Regions from separate parts of the Homo sapiens genome. Here region 2 is linked to region 1. A link is a contact called in ENCODE Hi-C or POLR2A ChIA-PET data. All regions are on one chromosome and are shown on one strand. The core of a region is the stretch at or near the end of the contact, and the rest is flanking DNA. Distances in the headings are between cores, read along the strand shown.

What was found. Hi-C counts contacts between places; a loop is a spot of excess contacts on that map. ChIA-PET counts read pairs that join two places held with the same protein, here RNA polymerase II (POLR2A). Pooled maps may share reads with other maps.
Region 2: a pooled map shows a loop between it and region 1 (4-fold over the local background). The contact joins the promoter of HLCS here to the enhancer-like site in region 1. A Hi-C loop is called at or near these places in 1 of 50 pooled maps. POLR2A ChIA-PET finds 5 or more read pairs at or near these places in 6 of 52 experiments (HepG2, OCI-LY7, PC-3 and 3 more).

What each region holds. Positions count from the first base shown.
Region 1 is chr21:36,908,137-36,910,836 of GRCh38, reverse strand. All of the region lies in intron 5 of HLCS (holocarboxylase synthetase), which reads left to right. Among named protein-coding and RNA genes, the nearest start is that of HLCS-AS1, 57 kb to the left of the region's middle. RefSeq lists an enhancer at 99-1,298. Within about 2 kb of position 1,301, at least 5 of the 41 ENCODE cell types and tissues checked have a DNase peak (open chromatin) inside an H3K27ac peak, as active enhancers do; they include PC-3, where a contact is called at or near this core.
Region 2 is chr21:36,965,291-36,967,990 of GRCh38, reverse strand. It overlaps HLCS (holocarboxylase synthetase), which reads left to right and starts at 1,322. Exons shown (of 11, transcript NM_001352514.2): 1 at 1,322-1,547. The coding sequence starts at 1,353. HLCS-AS1 (HLCS antisense RNA 1) reads right to left here and starts at 1,532. Exons shown (of 4, transcript NR_186434.1): 1 at 1,380-1,532. RefSeq lists silencers at 940-1,409, 1,480-1,809, 1,530-1,860 and an enhancer at 1,920-1,969.

The DNA.
Region 1 (2,700 bases), core at 52-2,551:
AGTGCCGTGCAGCGTGGAACCTGGACAGGTCAGGCAGGGGTTGGTTAGACCACAGGGGACCAGTGTGGCTAGACAGAAGCTGCCGCATAAGGGACCAGGCTGGTGAGGAGGTGCACACACGCAGACACCCAGACAGGCATTTCGCAAACCTGCATGGAGCCTTGCTTTGCTTGGTACTGGCACGCTGAATAAACGCCCACCCCAAGGGTTGTCAGATGATCAATCCCTGCCTTAGATGAAGTCAGGAAAAAAAAATAGTCCTATTTCAGGAGCGCCATTTTTTTTTTTTTCCATACAGAGTCTTGCCCTGTCCCCCATGCTGGAGTGCAGTGGCGCGATCTCTGCTCACTGCACCCTCCACCTCCGGAGTTCAAGCGATTCTCTTGCCTCAGCCTCCCACGTAGCTGGGACTACAGGTGTCCATCACCACGCCTGGCTAATTTTTGTATTTTTTAGTAGAGATGGGGTTTCACCATGTTGGCCAGGCTGGTCTCAAACTCCTGACCTCAGGTGATCCACCCACCTCAGCCTCCCAAAGTGCCGGGATTACAGGCATTAGCCACTGCGCCCGGCCCAGGAGTGCCATCTTTTGATTATAAAGATTTGCTGTGCCATCTGGCTTTGTCCTGTGAGTGAAGACACCAAGCGAACATGAAATTGCGTGTGAGTATTTTGCGTGTCAAATACCAATAGTAAGAATTGGATTGCGTCATATAAATTCCATACGAGTAGACAAATATTTGCTTCTGCTTCCTTGAAAGTGTTTTAAGAATGAGACACCCATAAAAGGAGATTGCGTACCATGTCTTTGATGATTCATTTTCTGATTAACTCACTTCTGGCTGCCTAGCAACTTACGATGTTATGACTGAAGCACAACTAATCTTATTATTTGCAATGAGGCAAATGTGTCTCTGAGATAGAAAACCTTTATGGGTTAAGATCAATTATTTGGTGTTTCTTGGGAAAAGAAGCTCCAAAACATACATGGAGATCATAAGAAATATTTTGAATTCAACACTGAATCTTGTTAGCTGGGTAAATTTAGCAGATAAGACAAGTAACAGGGGTGGAACCGCTCTAAAGTGATGTGGCCCACACCTGTAAACCCAGCACTTTGGGAGTCTGAGGTGGGAGGATTGCTTGAGCCCAGGAGTTCAAGGTTACAGTGATCTATGATCACGTCATTGCACTCCAGCCTGGGCAACAAAGCAAGACGCTGCCTCCAATCAATAAATAAAGTGGCGAGACACAGTATAACATGGGTTTCTGATCTTAATTGCACTCTGTCTGTAGCAGATGCTGCAATATGTTTACCCACCATAGAGTAGTCACTTCTGTGAATTTGCACTAGATACAGATTCAAGCATTCACTCTCTTTAGAAGTGGAGATATTGGTGTTATTTGGACGTTAGTGAATATGGAGTCTCCTGGGCCTTAGTATTGTTTAATGTTGCATAGGTTTGTTGCTGTTTGCTTTTTTAAAAAATCAACTTTATTTAGTTATGATTTATATTCAAGAAAATGCACCCATTTTAGTGTACAGTTTGATAAATGTTTTACATGTAACTACCTTTACAATCAAGACACAGAACATTTCCAGTATTCCGAAAGATTCCTTTGTTACCTTTCTTTTTTTTGAGATGGAGTCTCGCTCTGTTGCCCAGGCTGGAGTGCAGTGGCGCGATCTAGGCTCACTGCAAACTCCGCTTCCGAGGTTCATGCCATTCTGCTGCCTCAGTCTCCCTCAGTAGCTGGGACTACAGGCACCTGCCACCACGCCCGGCTAATTTTTTGTCTTTTTTTGGTAGAGGTGGAGTTTCACCGTGTTAGCCAGGATGGTCTCGATCTCCTGACCTTGTGATCCGCCCGCCTCAGCCTCCCAAAGTGCTAGGATTACAGGCGTGAGCCACTGCCTTTGTTACTTTTCTTAATCAGTTCTCATGCGCTCATCCACCCCTAAGCCTGGAGCCTCAGGAGATCACTGATATACTGTCTATCACTAGATGATTAGATTGGCCTTTTCTGAAACGTCATCTAAGTGGAATCATATAGTGTACTGGATACCCTTCTTTTTTTTGATCAGTGTTATGTTTTTGAGACTTGTCCTTATTGCATGTGTGGGTAGCCCATTACTTTTTATTCCTGAGTAGTATTCCATTGTATGGATATGCTGTCATTTATGGCTGTTTTGAGTAAAGCTGCTATGAACATCCACATACAGGTCTTTGTGTGGACATGTGTTTTCATTTCTTTTGGGTAAATACCTAGGAGTAGAATTTCTCGGTCATATGAGAAGTGTGTGTTTAACTTTACAAGAAACTGCCAACTGTTTTTCAAAACCATTGTACCATTTTACATTCCCACCAGTAGGGCATGAGAGTTCTAGTTACTCCACATCTTTGCCAACCATTGTAAAGTGTCAGATTCTTTTTTTTTTTTTTTAAGAGACAGGATCTTGCTCTGTTGCCCAGGCTGTCAGTGCAGTGGCACAGTCATGGCTCACTGCAGCCTTGAATTCCTGGGCTCAAGTGATCCTGCCACCTCAACCTCCTGAATAGCTGGGATATAGGTGTGTACGACCACTCTTGACTAGTTTTGTTTTTTTATTTTTTGTAGAGACTGGGTGTCACTGTGTTGCTTAGGCTGGTCTCAGATTCCTGGGCTCAAGCAATCCTCTTGCCTCAGCCTCCCAGAATG
Region 2 (2,700 bases), core at 73-2,572, 57 kb before region 1:
CCCAGCACTTTGGGAGGCAGAGGCGGGTGGATCACCTGAGGTCAGGAGTTCGAGACCACCCTGGCCAACGTGGTGAAACCCTGTCTCTACTAAAAATACAAAAGTTAGCCAGGCATGGTGACGGGCACCTGTAATCCCAGCTACTCGGGAGGCTGAGGCAGGAGAATCGCTTGAACCCAGGAGGCAGAGCTTGCAGTGAGCCGAGATTGCACCACTGCACTCCAGCCTGGGTGACAGAGAGAGACTGTCTCAAAAACAAACAAACAAAAACTATCCTTAGATTAAGACATGGACGTGGTGTACATGATTGCTTTTGCTGCATCTTGCCACCTATTTTCAGCGAGGGCCAGAATAGGAAGCCACTGGATGGAATTCTTTGCTGTGCTTCGCAGCTGTTCAGAACACGTTCTTTACATAATGCCTTTTAAAGAAATGAGGTTCTATGGGAGAAGCCTCTGTGTCAGGACTAATTATGCTTCCCTTGGAGACAAGAACACCAAATCATGGTGATGTTTTCCTTTTCCCACTGGTGTTAGGATGCTTACAGTCAAACTGTTGACCCACATGTAGCAAGAACACCATAGGGAGCCTTCCTGGCACAGCCTTTTTAGAGGCAGCCTTCTTGGTGCTTATCTGTCTTCAATTTCTGTTTCCTGTCCTTATTTAAAAAAACATTATTGCATCCCGTGAATGTATGTGATTGACCTTAAAATCTTTTGCATGAAGGCTTAGTATAATTTAATAAAAACGGCCTTATCTTATTTTCCCAAGTCGACTGGGTAGCGGCTGTGGAGCGCTCTGGGACTCCCGGTGTGCTGCTGGTTAGTAAAGGTTGGCCTTGGCAGCTATGAACATAGGCAGAGCCCCCTCCTCAATCCGCCTCCCACCCCTCCAAGGAAGGGAGGCCGGACTTGGCTTAAACAGGTCGGGCAGCCACTGGAGCCTCCCCTCCCCCGCATCCACAACATACCCATCCCACTCCTCAGCCCTGGCGCGGCCCCGCACCCCGGCCTCCACTCCCTCGAGCCCCCTCTCCGGGTGCAGCCCCGGCGTCCCCTGACCCCGGTGCACACCCCCCGCCCCAGCGCTGCCCCTCGCCGCCGCCACCAGCCCTGGGCGCGGCCTCCGGAGCTCCCCATCACACAGCCGGGCGCGGCCTCACCCCCCCCCGCCCCTCCCGCCGCAGCCTCCAGTTGCCCGCGTCACCTTCCGGGTCCCCGCCTCCCCCGCCGTCCCCACCCCCGCGCCGCCTGGCCCGGGGGGGCGGCGCGGCCCTTCCGGCCGGGGCGGGGCCGGGCCTGGGGCGCTGGGGCGGGCGGGCAAGGCGGGCTCGCCCTGCCGGCGGCGCGGCCATGCTCATCACGCTGTGCTACCTGTACCTGTGGGCGCGCTGGGGTCGCCGGCCGGCTGAGCTCGTGCGCGCCACGGTGCGGCGGCTGCGTGCCTCGCGCTGTTCCTTCACCTTCTGCGGCGCGGCCGCGCAGCCCCCGGGCGCCCGCGTGTGCCTGAGCCGTGGCGGCCGCGTCTTCTGCGTCAGCGACAGCCAGGTGGGCGGGTCGGGCGGGCGGGCGACCCGGGCCCCGCGAGCCGGAAGTGCCCCCGTCCCTGCGCCTCGTCCCCGCCGGGAGCCCGGGAGTTCGGGAGCCCCGGAGTGGCGCCCTCAGTGCGGCCTGTGCGGCCCGGGAGGGGCTGTTGCCCCGGGGCCCAGAGAGAGGCCGGAGGTGCGGGACTCGGACCACGGACCCGGTCGCCTCTTCCCGGCCAGCCGGGCGGTGCTGGACGCGTGACTCTAGGCGCGCACCTGTGAGGACGTGAGCTGTGGATTGACAGCCGGACGCCAGCAGTGCCCACCTGGGGTCGCCCCCAACCTCCTCTCCCACACTTCGAGCCGGCGTTTGGGTGACCGTGAACCAGGAGAGACAGCTGTGGCGGGCCGGGAGCGGTGGCTTATGCCTGTAATCCCTGCACTCTGGGAGGCCTAGGAGGAAGGACAGCTTTGAGCCCAGGAGATGGAGACCAGCCTGGGCAACATAGCTAGACCCCTCTCTACAAAAAACAAAACAAAAAAAACACTTAGGTCGGCGTGGTGGCACGCGCCTGTAGTCCCAGCTACTCTGGAGGGTGAGGCGGGAGGGTCACTTGATCCCGGGAGGTTCACTTGAGCCCCGGAGTTTGAAGCTACAGTGAGCTATGATTGAGCCATTGCACTCCAGTCTGGGTGACAAAGCAAGACCCTGTCTTAAGAAAAAAAAAAAAAAATCCCAAACAAAAAACTCCCACCTGTGTCATCAGCTTTTTGTCAGATGTCCCCAAATTTACAAAAACTGCCCTTTTCCCTCTCCATCTTCTGTCAGTTGGTTGCATCATTCACCAACTTGGGCACCCGACTGATGGTCTTTGCGTCTTTTAAATTTCAGTTGACAGTCAGCCTTTGTTTTTTTTGACCCAGTGCTTAGGATGGTGGTTACGTGTTCAGCCCACTCTGTCACCTACCTTGTGACTTGGGCCAGTCAATTAATCTCTGTAAAAAGTCTGCTGCCTTGCTGTAAAGGGAACAATAGATCTTTCCATTCAGCTGTTTTTGGAAATGGGCTTAGCTTCACAGTGCAGTACTGCACAAAATTTCATGGACATCGGTAGCATTGTTCTCATTAATATTTAAACGTGTTTTGCTTTTAATCTGTTTCTTGTCCCTTTCCT